2 separate regions of the Mus musculus genome follow, and region 2 is linked to region 1. The links are chromatin loops, found by intact Hi-C in ENCODE. Cell type or tissue: left cerebral cortex. All regions are shown on one strand. Each heading gives the region's core, and the rest is flanking DNA. Links, peaks and the distances in the headings are about the cores only.

Evidence for each region. Hi-C counts contacts between places; a loop is a spot of excess contacts. Peaks named below come from ENCODE experiments on the same cell type or tissue, not always from the same donor. Only the 100,000 strongest peaks of a DNase experiment are listed, where the experiment ranks them.
Region 2: it touches region 1 in a loop (2.7-fold over the local background); 4 of 42 quality-filtered maps call a loop at or near these places.

The regions. Positions count from the first base shown.
Region 1 is chr8:91,131,143-91,139,470 of GRCm38, reverse strand. It overlaps Aktip (thymoma viral proto-oncogene 1 interacting protein), which reads left to right and starts at 5,444. Exons shown (of 10, transcript NM_001302266.1): 1 at 5,444-5,571; 2 at 8,319-8,328. In left cerebral cortex, for the core only: a CTCF peak has its summit at 5,062; DNase peaks (open chromatin) are centred at 4,716, 5,255 and 6,278; H3K4me3 peaks cover 1,924 bases; H3K27ac peaks cover 1,410 bases.
Region 2 is chr8:90,824,144-90,832,471 of GRCm38, reverse strand. It overlaps Chd9 (chromodomain helicase DNA binding protein 9), which reads right to left and starts at 3,637. Exons shown (of 40, transcript NM_177224.2): 1 at 3,558-3,637. In left cerebral cortex, for the core only: CTCF peaks have their summits at 3,671 (motif pointing left), 4,479 and 4,681 (motif pointing left); DNase peaks (open chromatin) are centred at 2,841, 3,652 and 4,018; H3K4me3 peaks cover 2,153 bases; H3K27ac peaks cover 2,116 bases.

The DNA of each region.
Region 1 (8,328 bases), core at 277-8,276:
AGCCTTCTGACTGGTGTGAGATTTGGATACCAGTCATAGCAGCACATTGCCCTGCATCAAACGGTTTGCATGGAAAGGGGAGGAAAATATAGTGCCCCGTGCCCTCCTGGGGTGAGCAGCACACCTTCAGGTGAGGAGCTGTGAGGGGCTTGGGGGCAGCTGGGCCAGATAGCCACTGTCAGAAGTATGATCTCTTCCTATTAGGAAACCAATGGGAAATTTCAAAACGATGCCTCAGCAAAATCAAGGTTGCATCAGCCACAAAGGAGGAGAAATTAACTACTCATTGTTTTCTCGCCTCCCACCCCCACCCCTACCCCCACCAGCAAGCCCTCCATCCCCCCACCAAACCTGCTCCGTTTCTCATTTCATTGAGTGGTCTGACCAGCCAGCCAGTAACTCAACCCAAGCACCTAGATCATCATCCCATGACGATGCTTGCTTTCTGTAGCTCTTACCCCATATCTAATCCGTGGCTCACTGGATGGATACACTGGACCCTCCCCCCCCCCACCCCCCCAATTAAGGACCTCATCACCATGACTAGGCTCTATACCCAGGGCTGTGGGGAGAAATGCAATCTTCTTGTTATTAGATTTACAGTTGATGACAGTAGGCTGAATGGGCTACCAGTAAGACTTGGGGACTTAGACTTTGTCACTGGCAAAGATCCTGGGGTCCTGTTCACCATCTGACATTATGTTCAGATACCCCCAATTGCTCTCTGGCCCAGTGTCCTGCTAAATCCCCACCTCTACCACTTCTGTGGGCTTGGACACCAATCCAACCCCAGGGCTCACGCCTATCTTCCCCTAATAAGGCCCCAACCCAAGCCACTAGGACAACACAAACACTGAGTAATGACAGCCCCGACCTGCTCTAGAATATGATGGTCCAGTCTTTTCTGGTCACCCGTACCTCCAGACCTGAGTTATGTGAGTCACACTGGCTGTGCTATGAGATAAGACCACCCTATTTTGAAGACATAGCCCTGATTGGAAACTTTACTGAAACTGAGAACCCCAGTGAGTACAGATGGTAACAGGTGAGTCTAGGCTGACCTTATAGTTCATAGGAGGTCAGGACACCTGCATAGGGACAGTCCCTGGTGCCTATAGCCACCTTTGTAACGAGACCTACAAGGTAAATCCAGATAATGATAAATAACTATTACCACCCACCAATGTCTGGTGGACAAGCACTGTTGGGCTTACCCCATGCATCCACGGGGCTATACTACATTAGGGCAAAGAATCCTGTATACTTGTCCAGTTGTTACTCAGGATCATCGATCACACAGACAACCAAGTCGTAGGTTTCCTGGGTAACTAAATCCTCAGGTTTAGTTCCCATAAGAGCCAAGTAGAAACCAATCTTGGTAGTAACTCTCATAGGACTGGGAGTGGCTGGCACAGGAACCAGGGTAGCTTCTTTGATGTTACAAAACAAACATTGTGACAGTTTGAGAGAGGCCATTGATACTGGTACAGAGAGATTAGAAAAAGGGACCACTCATCTCCAAGATTCCCTGGGTTCCCTGGCAGAGGTAGTACTCCAGACTAGGAGGGGGGTGGATCTCCTGTCCCTGCAACAGGGAGGGCTATGTGCAGCCCTCAGAGAAGAATGCTGTTTCTATGTTGACCACTCTGGACTGGTCAGTGAGTCGATGGCCGAAGTTAGAGAGGGCCTGCCCAAGAGAAAAACAGAAAGAGAACAGGCACAAGGCTGGTTCGACTCATGGTTCAACAGCTCCCCAGAGCTGACCATCCTGATATCTACCCTGCTGGGCCCCCTGCTCATTTTACCTCTACCCCTTACTTTTTGTCCAGTTCATGAAAGAAAGACATGGGGCATCCAACTTATGGTGATGAAAAGTCACAACCAGTCCCTCCAGAATGAAGCCTGTAAGCTTCGGGAAGTCCTATGTTTGGACCTTCTAGTTACCAGAGAAAGGGGAGAACGAGAGGCCAAAGCTGTTTGGAACTGGCCCATCTTAAAAAAGGAGGAGAAGGAGGAGGAGGAGGAGGAGGAGGAGGAGGAGGAGGAGGAGGAGGAGGGGGAGGAGGAGGAGGAGGAGGAAGAGGAGGAGGAGGAGGAGGAGGAGGAGGAGGAGGGGGAGGAGGAGGAGGAGGAGGAGGAGGAGGAGGAGGAGGAGGAGGCAGCCTGAGAACTTGGCCTGCAGCTGAACCCAAGCTGCACCCAAGTACCAGGAAGGACCCCACCGCTTGACCTTGGCCAGAATTACTCTCTAGCTACTTAATCCAAGATTAGTCTGATTGTTTCAGTAGTACTTTCAGACCGTCCATGATGATATATGGTCTTGCTTCAGAACACCCACCTGTGGGCCTACAATAAGCTATTCAGTTAGATGCTTGCCAGGCTGGACCCCCTCACTTGCTTCCATTTCCTATAAAACCTTGTCCCAAATGAGAGTTTGGGGCTGCTTCACCAAACCATCCTGTGGGCTGGGGGCAAGTAAACCCAAACTCCAGTTCGTAATAAAGAGACCCTAATGCGATTACATGGGAAACAGCTCCTTATAGTCTTTTGGGACTCACGAACTTCATGGCACAACAGTCTGACCAGCCAGGCAGTAACTCAACCAAACACCTAGATCATCTTCCCATGATGATGCTTGCGCTTTGTAGCTCTTGCCCCATGTCTAATCCATGGCACACTCTTCTTCACTTCAGCCCTTACATACTCCAGAATGCACCCAGTTCTCCATCTCTGTCATTGAACTCATATACTTATCTCCTCCTGGCTCTGGTGCCCCTGGGTCCGCTCTCCACAGAAAGTGATATGTTCTGAACCCTGGTGGCATAGTGTCTCCTCTCCCTAAAGTCCAGGGGAACAAGGTAAATAAATGGCTTTGCCCAGAATTGTGGCAGCTTGACTCTGGCTAGACCTTGGGACCCTCTCAGCCACACTATGAGCCGTTCAGCACTTACTCCTTAGTGCGGGGGTTGTTCCACATATACGGGAATAAGCACCCCAGCATTGGGACTGTGTACATGGGGTATCCAATGTGAGCTGGGTAGTGGGGTGCATACATGAAGCAAACCCAGTGGAGAGGTCTGCCCTGAGGAATCTTTATGGGTCAACTCTCAACAAACATTGAATTGGGGACGCCAGAAATCAGAGGCACTCTCAGTAGAGAATGGCGTCCCAGGGAGAAAATGGGCTAGAGACATTCCAAAGGAGATTTTCTGTGGCCAGGGAAAAGGATTTCCAGCTCTCTTGCCTTTTATTTTAAGAGTACTAATGGGACTGGAACATTCCTGAGTGTATCCAAACTGTCTTTAGAGGAAGCGGCTGGGGCTGTTTTCAGCTTGGGGAGGAAGTTGGAGTTTAGAGCCAGTCTTTGGGATTGCCACCAGGAATTTGACTCCCTGCCATTTAGTCTTACTCATTTACCAGCGTCTCAGAGGTCACTGAAATGGAAGAAGTAAACTTCTCAAAGAAGTGTTCTTAGAGTGGAAGGCACTGAATGAGGTGACAGAAGGAGACCTAAATGTTGTGCCTAGAAAATGGGGGAGGGGAGCCCAGGGGAGGGTGGCTAGGATTGCTCAGTACTGTGCAGTGAATTAGAGAGCTGTCCCACTCCAGGTTTGGAGGCTTTAAGGCCAAGGGCAGCCTTCACAGAATTGGGCTAGACCAGGAAGGAGGTGGCCAGAAAAGGTCGTCTTGAAAGCCAGGGGCCGTTGGGTTTTATGGAGCATGAAATGTACCCAGTGGGAGGCATTTGAACAGGGAAAGGTCACAAGTGTTTCAGGTCAAAGTGAGAGCGACACGCAAGAACTAGGTGGGAGCGGGCTACACGCCGCCATGGGAGAGGGCCTCCAACTTCGGTGCTAGAGACCTTTGTGACACCGGTTCCCTGGTTCTCAAGCCCCTGACAGATCTGTGGAGGGGCTGACTAGAGGCAAGCTCCCCTGACGCCCTGCCTCTTGAATGACAAAAAAGGAAAGGAAGCGACTGCTGTTAGGTATGGTGAAGGACAAAGTTTATGGCAGATAAAAGGGGGTGCAGAGACAGAGGCAGAGACATCTGGGAGAGTGAACATCCCCAGACTGAGCTGCGCCACCTGAGGAGATGTGGAAACAGAGAGCTAGAAGGGGAGCTGCCAACCAAGAGAGGCAGCTTGGTCTAAGAGACTGGCTAAGAGAGTAAGGGGTAAACTGAAAGGAGCAGGTAACCAAAATGGCTGAGTTACATGGGGAAGGGCTTCTAGGGAGAAAGGCAGCATGTTTCCCGGGCGGGGAAAAATTAGAGTAGGGGCCAGACATATCTTGTAACAAGTAGGGACTAAGGGATGCAGGCCACAGTAGAAACAGAGACTGTAGGCTGCAAGTCTGGCCATTTAAGATTTACACAGCCAAATATTGCCAGATTTCTTCCTTCCTTCCTTCCTTCCTTCCTTCCTTCCTTCCTTCCTTCCTTCCTTCCTTCTTTTTTTTTTTTTTTGGGGGGGGGGGTTCAAGACAGGGTTTTTCTGTGTAGCCCTGGCTGTCCTGGAACTCTGTAGACCAGGCTGGCCTAGAACTCGGAAATCTGCCTACCACTGCCTACCAAGTGCTGGGATTAAAGGCGTGCGCGCCACCACTGCCCGGCGCCAGAATTATTTCTTAAGTACATCAGTGTTGTTCGATAATAGTCGTTACAGAGGGTCATCTTGGCCACTGGGCAGAATTATGCTTTTCTCCAGAGAAACGGGGCTTTATGTCAGGCCAGAACTTCAGGATGCTTGTATCCGTTAGAGACACGTTCTTTGATACGCTAATGTGTTTAATGGCTGGTTGTAAATCAGGGTTGTCTTTTTTTTGGTTATGGGAATGGAACCTAATGCACATCAATCCCCGGGAAGAAACATTTACAGAATTCTTTCTAACAAGCCTGATAACTTTGGATTTATTGTAAAGGTAGCACTACCTCAGCTAAATTCTACTCTGTGTCACTTATTGTCTCCTAAGCAAGTTGATTAATAAATCCCATCACTCCCACCAGGGAGCTGCAGACCTCCCTCTCCAGCCAGTGGCTCAGAGTCCAGGCCTGGATACCGGCTGACGCTTGGCGGAGCCAAGAGCTAGCAGCAATCACTGCCGGAGACTGGCTATAGTGGCTGCCGCATAAACCTCTGGGTGGGTATCCATGGTGACTGACACACGCCACGTCCAATGGCGGCCTGGTGCCTGTTTGTTTCTCGTCCCAGCCTCCCCAGGGATTGAAGCTTCTTTGACTGACAGCTCGTCCCTGGGCGCTGTTACGTAAGGGGGAGGTACGAGCGCGGCCCCACCCGAGCGGCGCTAACTTGATTGGCAGGACGGAGCTCCAAGCCCCAACACCTCCCGGAAGTACGTTTTTGATGGACGGCGAGAGAGAGCCATTCGGCATGGGTATCCGAGCGGAAGCGCCCAGTCTAGGGCGTGTCCAGGGCGTGTCCCGCTGAGGGCAGGGCGGGGCGGGGCTCTGCGGGAGAGGAGCGGCAGGGGCCGGGCTGCAGGACAGCCGGAGATGCTGTTGGCCCGCGGTGGCGCTCGGCCCCCAGCGCTCCGCACCGAGGGCATCCAGGTAAGCGTCTCACCTCTGGGCTGGTGGCTACCGAGTCGTCAGGACAGAGGGTTTGTGTCCGCGGCCCGGCGTTCGGTTCCCTGGGGTGCGCTAGGGACCGGGGCGACGGCGGCCGCGCGGGGACACGGGGGCGGGGCCGCACCTGTGCGCTGCAGGCACCTGCTGCACCCGAGGAAGAGGGCGGCAGGGTTGGTGGCGCTCTGCTCCGCTTGGTCTGCCCCTCCTGCGCTGGGTCCCGTCTGTCTGGCGAGGGGCTGACATGAAGCCCCAGGCTCTCGGCCTCGGCTGCAGACTAGCGGGCCCAGCCAGCCTCCAACTCGCTTCCAGGCTAGGGCCGGGCACCAGCCTTACATCACCTCGGGACAGGTTTGTCCAGATTCTCTACGTGCTCCGAAATGGGATTGTGCCCCGGGCCAGGGTGCCCGGCCCAGCTAGCTGCCCAGCCAGCCGGGCTGTCGGAGGCCCGGGCTGTTTACTTTTCCTCGGTCCTGTCTGGTGGCCTCTTAATGTGGAATTTCGTAAACCCTTTTTGGGGTGATAACATTAGTTAGCTCTGTGTCACAGAAGAACGATGGTAGCTAGGTCTCATTGGCCCTCTGCGGTATACTCACTGTCGCATAGGTGAAGATGCAGACTTCGCTCAGCTGTGTAAATGCATGCAATCATTTTTTTTTTTTAAGAGTCAGAGGAGCAGGAAGTCTGGTGGTATTTTCTGCGAATAAGGATGGAACCTGTTTTCCTTACATCTGTCATTACTATTGGACGATGTCATGCTATGCTTATGGTAGATTGCTCATCTAGCAAACTGTAGTTTCTGAAAAGTTGGCTACGGTTCCTTGTGCTTATGTTGCTATTGGAACCACTGAGTTAAAAATATGGCTGCGCTGGACGGTACATGGTACCTTTTGGAGGAACTGAGGGCCATGTACTGAATTTTTAAAGGCAGAAGACATGAAAGGTGCCCAGTGCCAGTACATTTACAAATAGGAAATGCCACGCCTCTCAAGAGGTGAAGAAAAACCTTGAGAAAACATGTGTGTCTAGGCAGTGGGTTACTAGTCCTTAAGGAAAATATATAGTTTTCATTTGAGCCAAACAGGAACATAACCCTCCTTGAATTTTTGATGCACTATGGTGTCAGCCACCTTTAAAAGCAGGTTTGCAAAGCCCTACCTGGCTGCAAGTCAGCAAGTTAGTGGGAGAAGTGGGATCCCTGTCCTCTGGTTTAATTACTGGGTGACACTGTCTCCTGGAAAGCACGGCAGCAGTTATAGGCACTGGCTGGTACCCACCCATGGATGCTATATGCCCACAAGGCACTGCTGATTAGAGATACTGGTATAGCATTGCTTCTTAGAAATGTGAGTTTTGACCCCTTTCACCTTCAGGGATATAAATAAGAAGCCATCCTTTTAAACTCAGCAGACTTTGTGGAGGGAGTCTTGCAGCTGAGCTGGCTACTTTTGTGTCTGTCTTTGTATATTTACTAAGCCACCCACTGACCTTGTGGTCTTTGAAACCTGGTTTCTTTTTTTTTTTTTTTTTAAAGATTTATTTATTGATTATATGTAAGTACACTGTAGCTGTCTTCAGACACTCCAGAAGAGGGCATCAGATTTCATTAGGGATGGTTGTGAGCCACCATGTGGTTGCTGGGATTTGAACTCTGGACCTTCGGAAGAGCAGTCGGGTGCTCTTACCCACTGAGCCATCTCACCAGCCCGAAACCTGGTTTCTTATCCACTACCTGAAGTGTCTCTCTCCTTTGAACCCTCTGTGAATGTACGCATTTGAAATTCCTCAGGTGCAGAATACTGCAGAATTTTATACTGTATTTTTAGTACTTTAAACAAACCTCCTTTTGCTAGGAATACCAGTTACCTGTATTCCCTGTAGGTTAAGGCAGAGGCAGGAAGATTGGGAGTTTGAGGCCAGCCTGGGGTGTATCCTGAATTCCTGACTAACCTGGACCACATAGTGAGTTTTTGTTTTCTTTTTTTTTCCTTAAAGGGCAGTTTCTTGGAGTAGTAGGGACAGGACTCTACTCCCTTTTCCTCATACAGGTATATACCCCCCCCCCCCAGGTCAGGGTTTCTCTGTATAGCCCTGGCTGTTCTGAAACTCAGTCTGTAGACCAGGCTGGCCTCGAACTCAGATCACTGGGCTCATGTTTTTTCTTCCCTCACTGGCTGTTAGTCTTGTGCTTGAGATAAGTCATCCAGGAGATGCCTAGTCCCTCACCGTGAGGGTGGGGACAGTGACAGATAGAGCTTGAGTGTAGGTGTTAGAGTGCATACTGACTTCCCATTAGTCGGGTGCACAGAGGAGCCATACTGTGCTATAGGCTCATTAGGAGCCATGGCTGCAGTGTAAAGCAAAGCTGAATCTTGACCTTGCCTGGTCTAAATGCCGGTCAGGAACCTGGGATTCAGACGATGGTTTCCTTTGCTTGTTTTTGTGTCAGCAGGTATCACTATGTAATCCAAACTGGCCTGAAACTCTGCATCCTCCTGCCTCAGCCTCTCAAGTACAGGGCTTAGCATGCTTGGCTATGTACAGTCTTTTGTTGTGAGAAGCATTTAGGGTCTGCATTGGAAGGGTGTGGAGAAGGGATTATTCTTAGAGCTCTCTGATGACATTCCCAGCCCTCTTAAGTTGGGGACTGCTTGGCATGATGTGCCCAGGGTGTCAGGCCCTGTCCTAACTGTTGGTGTGGGTATATCTGCATTTCTCCCATTTGTTTCAAGGCAGTGTGAA
Region 2 (8,328 bases), core at 251-8,250, 310 kb after region 1:
ATCCTAACTCCAGGCACCCCAGCTGTGTAAGTTTTGAATATTTATTCTATCTATCTATCTATCTATCTATCTATCTATCTATCTATCTATCTATCTATCTATCTATCTATCTATCTACCTATCCTCTATTTATTTTTTTATGTATGAGTACACTGTCACTGTCTTCAGACACACCAGAGGAGGGCATCTGATCCCATTACAGATGGTTATGAGCCACTGTATGGTTCTTGGAATTGAACTCAGGACCTCCTGAATTAACCACTGAGCCATCTCTCCAGCCCCCTATCTACCTACTTTTGAGGCAGAACCTCTATGTAGTCCTGGCTGTCCTGGAGCTCGCTATGTAAACCAGGCTGGTTTCAAACTCACAGAGATCTACCTGCCTCTGTCTCCAAAGTGCTAGGATTAAAGGCATATGCCATCACACTAGGTGAGCAACTCTTTTCATAGCATAGGACATTGATAACATCAACCTGTCAAAGATGGAAAAGATCCTGGCCAGCCTGCCAGGATTACTGTGCTAATTGGATGAAATAAGATCTGGCCACCAAACACAGTGCCACCTGACCCAAGCTCCCTCCAGCATATTACTATTTTAGTGTAGCTCCCTCTGACCACCACAGTCCCCGGCCCTTGGGTCAGCAGAAATCTCTAACCTTACCCCGATCTTGGCCACTTCCAGACCTTTACACATTTGTGCTTTGTATCTAGGACACCTTATCTCGCACTTTATCTATACCCAAGGTCAATGCACAGTCTTGTTTTATGTTTACCTGTTTAAAGATCTGTGTGTATATAGTGCTGAAGATGGAACCCAGAGCCTTGTACATGCTAGGTAAAGTCCACCACCAGTCTACTTTCATATTTAATATATGTTGTTTCTCCACCAACAGCACCACAACCTTTGTCTGAAGAAAGATTTTCCAACATGAATTCTACCACAAAACACATAACTGACTTCTGAGCTTAGGGACATCAGGCAGCATCAGGATCAGGGACCATTGTTATCAGCCAAGTCACCAAGAAAAAGTACAAACACATACACACACACACACACACACACACACACACACACACACACACACAAAATTGTGGTACCCATTAGACCATAGAACAGATACTCGTTTATGCAAATAGCCTCTACATTATGATGGCCCTCAATACCCACAAACCTACTGGAAGCAGAAAATATTGTAGGCTGGAGGTACACTGCTTGCACCCAACCTGTTGAACGTGCTAGCTTCAGCAACAGGGCACGTCGGAGCCTGTAGGTGTTTCCCCTTCTGATCACATGGCTGCCTGAGAGAGGCAGCTCATTGCTGCTGCCCTGCATAACAAGAAAGGGACCTCCTACAAACTGCGGGTCCAGGGAAAGACCAAGATTGACAGTAAAGTTCACCTTGCACAAAACGCATGTGACTTTCGTATCCCTAGTAAAGCCCGAAAGCCAGAAGGGAAGCCATTAGAATAGAAATAGAATAGAATAGGAAGCCATTATTAGAATAGAAGCCAGCCATTGTTTGCAGATGGACACCTGAAGAGAGATGACAAAACTTTTTCTTGTTTGACCTCAGCTCAGGACAGGAACATTGGTTGACAACTTTTTCTTTTCTTTGTTTGTTTTTGTTTTTTTCAAGACAGGGTTTCTCTGGGTAGCCCTGGCTGTTCTGGAACTCAAATTGTAGACCAGACTGGACTCGAACTTAGAGAACCATCTGCTTCTGCCTTCTGAGTGCTGGGATTAAAGGTGTGCACTAACACACTGAACTCAGGCGACAATATTTTTGATGTTCTGAAAGGTTCAAATATGACTGTCAAAGTACCAGGGGTATTGATTTGGGGAGACACAATCCAATTTAGCAAGTCTTTGAGTTTGTTAAATATAATGTAGATCTCGTGAACTCCTAGCTGTTTTCATTGTTGTGTATGAGTTCATAGAGGGCTGATTTACCCCTCTCTGTCTTGCCCACATTTTATGGTTTGTGTCAGGAAGCCTACCTGGCACACAGTACGTGCTGGATAACGATTATATTTCCATTGATGGATTGAAGAAGTTCAGTGGAAGGGTCATGCTCGTGACCATGGGTTCACCCCTGGACTAGGTATCTGCTTGGTGTGTGTGTGTGTGTGTGTGTGTGTGTGTGTATGTGTGGTGTGTGTGTGTGTGTGTGTGTGTGTGTGTGTGACAGAGAGAGAGAGAGAGAGAGAGAGAGAGAGAGAACCTAGGGTCTCATGTATACTTAGCAAGCACTCTAGCAACAAAGCCACATTCCTAGCTCCTAGTCTGCCTCTGATCATGTTGATAACTTCCAGCAAGCCCTTTGGTTCCTAAGTCCCAGCTTTTGGGACATCAAAGTGGGGTATCTTAGCTCCCAGATGGGTTACTTCTGTCTACAGTACCTGCTACTCTGTGGATTATGATAAGAGTTGTGATGGTGCACAGGATGAACTGTGCCTGGCACAGAACTACTATCTGTAAACACAGGCTTTCAGTCTTAATCGTTCCCATAGCAACTCTTGAGAGTTTTATACCTCTGTACCCATTCCATAGATGTGGAAACTGAAAGTGAGGGTGATTGAGTGAGTTTATTTAAAGACACAAATAAGGGAGGGCTGGCTCTGGAGAGTCCAGGCTCCTGCTGCTAACACTTGGCTGTTACATAAGATTCACGGGGCCATTTTTTACTAGTTACAAAGTCGTCGTCCACCCCCCCCCCCCGCCCCCGGGTGTGCTTGGCTCCATTGATCAGAAGGATGAGTGCAGCCTGGATCCACTCCTGCACTCATCTGGGATTAGAGTGGGGGAGAACCCCTCTCTCCTCCTATCCACTTGGGGAACCCTTTCATACTGTACATGATTTGATTGGCTCTCTTTTCTCTGGCACTTCTGAGTTCCACCCTTTGGGGTAGGGTGTTGGCTTGTCACACTGAGTTTGACAGCCCAAAGGCAGAGGCAATTGCTGGTTGAAAAGGCAAGAGGGAGGGGGAGGGAAGAGAAGCCTTCCGGGCTTGTAATAGGGTCTTCTCTAACTCTTTTGGTCAAAGAGCCCTTGAATCTGGCTGCAAGCTGGAATCCCCTGGGGGAAGTTTTTAATAAAAGCTCCCCACGTCCAACTCAAACCAATTACATCTGGGGCTCGGGGTGGGGGTGGAGGCATGGAACCCAGACAGCAGCATGCCTTACTATCCCTTAACCAACAATCAATGCATGCCCAAGTTTGAGAAGTGCTGCGATCCTGTTCTCCCCTCAGCTCAACTGGAGGCACCCTAGGACAGCAGTCCCACCTTTCTGTGTTGAAGACTTGCTGTGTGGGGGCTGGGCGTGCCTTCCGGAGGCCCAGGCTCGTGAAGGATGTCTGAGTGCGAGCCAGGGACCTGGGGTTCTGCTCAGCTTAGGCCCAGCTCTGGGACAGCGGGGCTCCAGGTCCTCTTGGGGCAACAGCACATGTGGCCGCTCTGTCCTCGTTGGTCATCAATGCAAACCACAAACGAGGTTGCGCGGCGGCCAACCCACCCCAGCCTCAGACATTCTAGGGACACGCCCGAGGAATCCTTACCTTAGCTGCCGGCGCTGTCCTCCAGTCCCCGGAACCCTAGGACTCTGGTTCCATCTGTCTCCCTCGCCGGCGCCAGACAGGCGCCACTAGAGCGCAGGCACCACCTAGTGGCCGTAAGATGGTAGCGCGGGCAGGGGCTGGGAGGTGCGAGCGCAGTGCAGGGCGGAAATGCAGCTGGGCCTTCCCACGCTGGTGGCTTCCAACACCGCGGAGCCCGGGGGGGGGGCGCAGATTTGGCCTGGGCTGCACCACCTTCACCCCTTGGGGAGCGTGGGGAACGGAATTTGTTGTACTTTTTCTTGGAGGCGTGGAGGAGCTGTCAGGTCTGGGCCTCTGACCTGGGATCCACCCTGGGATTTTCCTGGCAGGGCTCATGGATCTTTCCTTTCCACCGTCAGCTTTCAGTACGCCCTAGTCTGGCGTGGCTTCTCCTTTAAACACCCTGGGAGCATCCGAGGATGCCACGGACTGGGTTTATTTCAAGCCCAGGGATGCCTATCCCTATCAGCAGTCCTTCACGTCACCTCCCACCCTTTCCCTGGTTTTCTGATGCCTCCATTACCTTCTGCTGACCTGTCTGTAACAACCCTGTCTGTACCAGTACGGGGGTGGAGTCCCGGAGACACAATTAGAACCCTTGGGATTTGGCCACCCAGGTGGTGTTTCTTCCGGAGGCTCATTAGCATGTCTTTGGCGGGTCGCCTGGCATCCCTGACTCCTTAGCCTCACATTCCAGCAACAACCTCCTTCATCACTGTGACGCCAAAAACACCCCTTTGGGTTTCCAAATGTCTCCCTGGTTGGAGGGAGAACTGCTCCAGGCTGAGAACTAATTAGCTGATAATTAAGATCAGATGACGCTAAATGAAGTCCACTGTCCACGGAAGTCCTATTACCACGCATTGTAGAGCTGAGGGGATCTTCAGGCCGGTCCTTTCCAGCAGGTTTCAGTATTTTCTTCTAACTAAGACATAGTGGACAGTGTTACAAAAATAGTGGATTTAGGGCTGGTGAGATGGCTCAGCAGGTAAGAGCACCCGACTGCTCTTCCGAAGGTCCTGAGTTCAAATCCCAGCAACCACATGGTGGATCACAACCATCCCTAACGAGATCTGACTCCCTCTTCTGGTGTGTCTGAAGACAGCTAGTGTACTTACATATAATAAATAAATAAATCTTTTTTAAAAAAAGTATAATGAATCCCTTAAAAAAAATAGTGGATTTAGAAAAAACAAAAAATTGCCGGAGTGGTGATTGGTTGTACTCGGGAGTCAGAAGCAGCGTCTGGTTTACATAGTAAACTCCAGGCTAGCCTGGGAAATGTCTCAGCAGGTATAGGCACTTGCCACACACACAGTATGCAAGTATATAATTTTTAGTGGATTATTTTTAAATGCTGGATTATTTAATGCACTCATGCAACCTTTATTTCTTCTTCTTCTTCTTCTTCTTCTTCTTCTTCTTCTTCTTCTTCTTCTTCTTCTTCTTCTTCTTCTTCTTCTTCTTCTTCTTCTTCTTCTTCTTCTTCTTCTTCTTCTTCTTCTTCTTCTTCTTCTTCTTCTTCTTCTTTGTTATTTTGAGACAGGGTTTCTCTATGTAGCCCTGGCTGTCCTGGAACTCACTCTGCAGACCAGGCTGGCCTTAAACTCAGAAATCCACCTGCCTCTGCCTCCCAAGTGCTAGGATTAAAGGTGTGCTCCACTACTGCCTGGCCTGTTTCTTCTTTAAGTGAATATTAACTGAGTCTCTATACCTCAGACACTGAGCAGACAAGGGATCCACTCAAGAACACCACAAAAGCTCTCCCACACTTACAGCCTGCACACCACAGTGAGCGAGACAAAGCAGACACAATACCAGCGTGGAGTAGGGAGGTGGACAGGAAGGTCACACCCAGCTGAGGAACCACTGGGGTTGATAGCTACCTGGAGAGGTTAAGTCATGGTTGGACCCCAAGGTATAGCGACCATACCCTAGGTAGGCTCCACATGCAAGAATAGCAGGCAACAGAAACTGGGGAGGGATACAGGGGAGGGGAGGGGAGGAGAGAGGAGAGAGAGAAAGAGAGAGAGAGAGAGGAAAAGGGAGAGAGAGAGAGAGAGAGAGAGAGAGAGAGAGAATCAGCAAGAAGTTGAATGAGTAGGATCTGGGAGGACCTGAGTGATGAATATATTCAAAATAAATTCTTGAGAATTCATATATATACATATATATAGACATATATACACAATCTTTAAATATACACATGTGTAATATATATGGAGAGAGAGAGAGAGAGATCTTATTATGTAGCCCTTGGCTGACCTGAAATTTAATGCATAGACCAGGATGGCCTGGAGCTTGAGACTTGAGATTTAAAAAGTGCACCACTATACCCAGCTTTAGAGAATTTATATAAAACATTATTAAAAAAAAATCTCACTGGGCGTGGTGGCGCATGCCTTTAATCCCAGCACTCAGGAGGCAGAGGCAGGCGGATTTCTGAGTTCGAGGCCAGCCTGGTCTACAAAGTGAGTTCCAGGACAGCCAGGACTATACAGAGAAACCCAGTCTCAAAAAACAAAAACGAACAAACAAACAAACAAACAAAAAATCCAAAAACAAAACCTCTGCCTTTTTCCAGTTTATATTTAATGTAATAGTCAAACACTTTGTTGTTCTGAGAATGGACCCCAGGGCCTCAAGCTTGCTAGGCAAGGACTCTACCCCTGAGCTACATACCTGCCTCATGTTAACACAGTTTACATGTGTATACACACACACACACACACACACACACACACACACACACACACACTCATTCAGCATGACAAAATTCAGTTCTTCACTGCCATGTACAGTATTGTAAAATGATAACCGTTTAATGGATGGATCCCCAGAAGCAGAAGTGAGGAGCGGTAGATACACAAGGTGCTAAGTCATATGGAAAACTTCTTTTAATCCTGCCAGCTCTCCCTGTGTCATGTGGTGATGGTGTCAACAGTGGAACTCCCAGGCAGTTTTTGAAAAGTCTAAGCCATGCATCCTGTCACCCCACCCAGCAATCCGCTCAGTCACCCCGTGCGTGAGCGCCTCCTTCACCTGTGGACTCTGCCCTGGAGCAATCTGCTCAACACGAACATCAGAGGTGGGGAGGCAGGTGGAAGGAGAGTCCTGTGGGCAATCAATGCCTAGAAGGGCAAAAGGCAGGGTAGTAGGTGTGTCACAGAGAAGCGGGTCCCAGCTTGCTCATTGCGGGGCATAGCCATGGTGAAGGTCAGAGAAGGCTGGCAGCCCTAAGGACAAGCTGGCAGGTGAATTCCTGTTCTTTCACTTTCAAAAACCTGAGTCACTTCCACTGCCCCTGCCCCGTCCCCACAGCAGCTCTCTCCTCTCTGCTATGCCCTGGTGCATGTCTGGGCAAAGTCCTCACTCTGGGAGGGAGTCTGATGCCTGGCGTGACCTAATGAGGTTAGAGCACCCAGGACTTCCCCTGGAAGCTCACCTATGCTTTCCTATTCTACTAACCATGGTGTCTTGGAAACTGCAGCTATCAACAAAGGTGTTTCCTCTTAGGTTTCGGCCTCTTTGGGGGATGAAAATGTTGATAGGTAGAAACAATGTCAATAATAGTAAGAATAGTGCCGCTGCCGGCCTGTAAACCCAGCAGGAGGGAGGTAGATGCAAGAAGACAAGGAAGTAGCTTTGGCTACAAGAGACCTTATCACAAAACAAAAATCTCACAAACACCAAACAGGAACACTAACAACTTTTTAAAAGATTTATTTTTATTTATGTGTGTGTCACATATGAACAAAACTGGAGTCGTTCAGCAAGGTAGTTTCCTTTTGTGAAAAGGGTGGGCGCATCAGGACCCAAACCCAGATAGTAAGCCCAGTGAGGCATCCTATTGATGAAAATTCTCCAGTCTGATGGGACTGGCTAATCGGACAGAGGGAAGAGGAAGTTCAGAAACTATGGACACTTGTCAGTAGGGCCCCTACATTTCTCAATGTATGTCTGTGTGTCTCTGTGAGTGCATGCCACATTATGTGGGAGCTATCAGAAGCCAGAGGAGGGCTTTTGATCCCTTGGGGCTGGAGTTAGTTATTGGAGACTGTGGGACACCTGACGTGAGTGTTGGAAACAAAACTTGGGTCCTTTGGTCCACTTCCCAGCAAGTGCTCCTAACTGCTGAGCCATCTCTCAAGCTCCAATATCTTTATAATATATGGGACACCGAGGATTTTAGATTACTGACTTAATTTAACCCTCACAATAATCTTACACAGTAGACACTGCTGTTTTTCTCACATTAGCAGTGAAGAAACTAAGATTTGTAATGATGCAGTAACTATGTGACTCGGCTTGACTCTGGAGCACCTACAGAGATCAGCTCCTGGTGTGTACAGGGAACAGGAGGGACCAGGCACTCTCATCCTCAGTTCCTCATTCTCCTCCTCATTGCCTGCAGACAATTTTGTTACATTTTAAAGTGAGTTCATTATGTTCTGAGATGTTCCCTAATTTTTATGTAACAAACAATGCGGTCATCTCATAAGCTGGGGGGAGGGCGCATTATCTATAGTGGAAATATATAGAAATAGGGACTCTGTGGGCACAGGCAGGAAGACATCAGGACCTGGTAGAAGGAAGTTTAAAGAAAAAAGGCAGGGATGCCAAAGAGACCAAGGAGACAGGGACTGGGTACCCATTCAAGGAAGGATGCTTGGACTTGTGAGGCAGGCCCAGAGTGCTGAATGGTAGCTTGACTTTTGCAGTCACAGTGTGT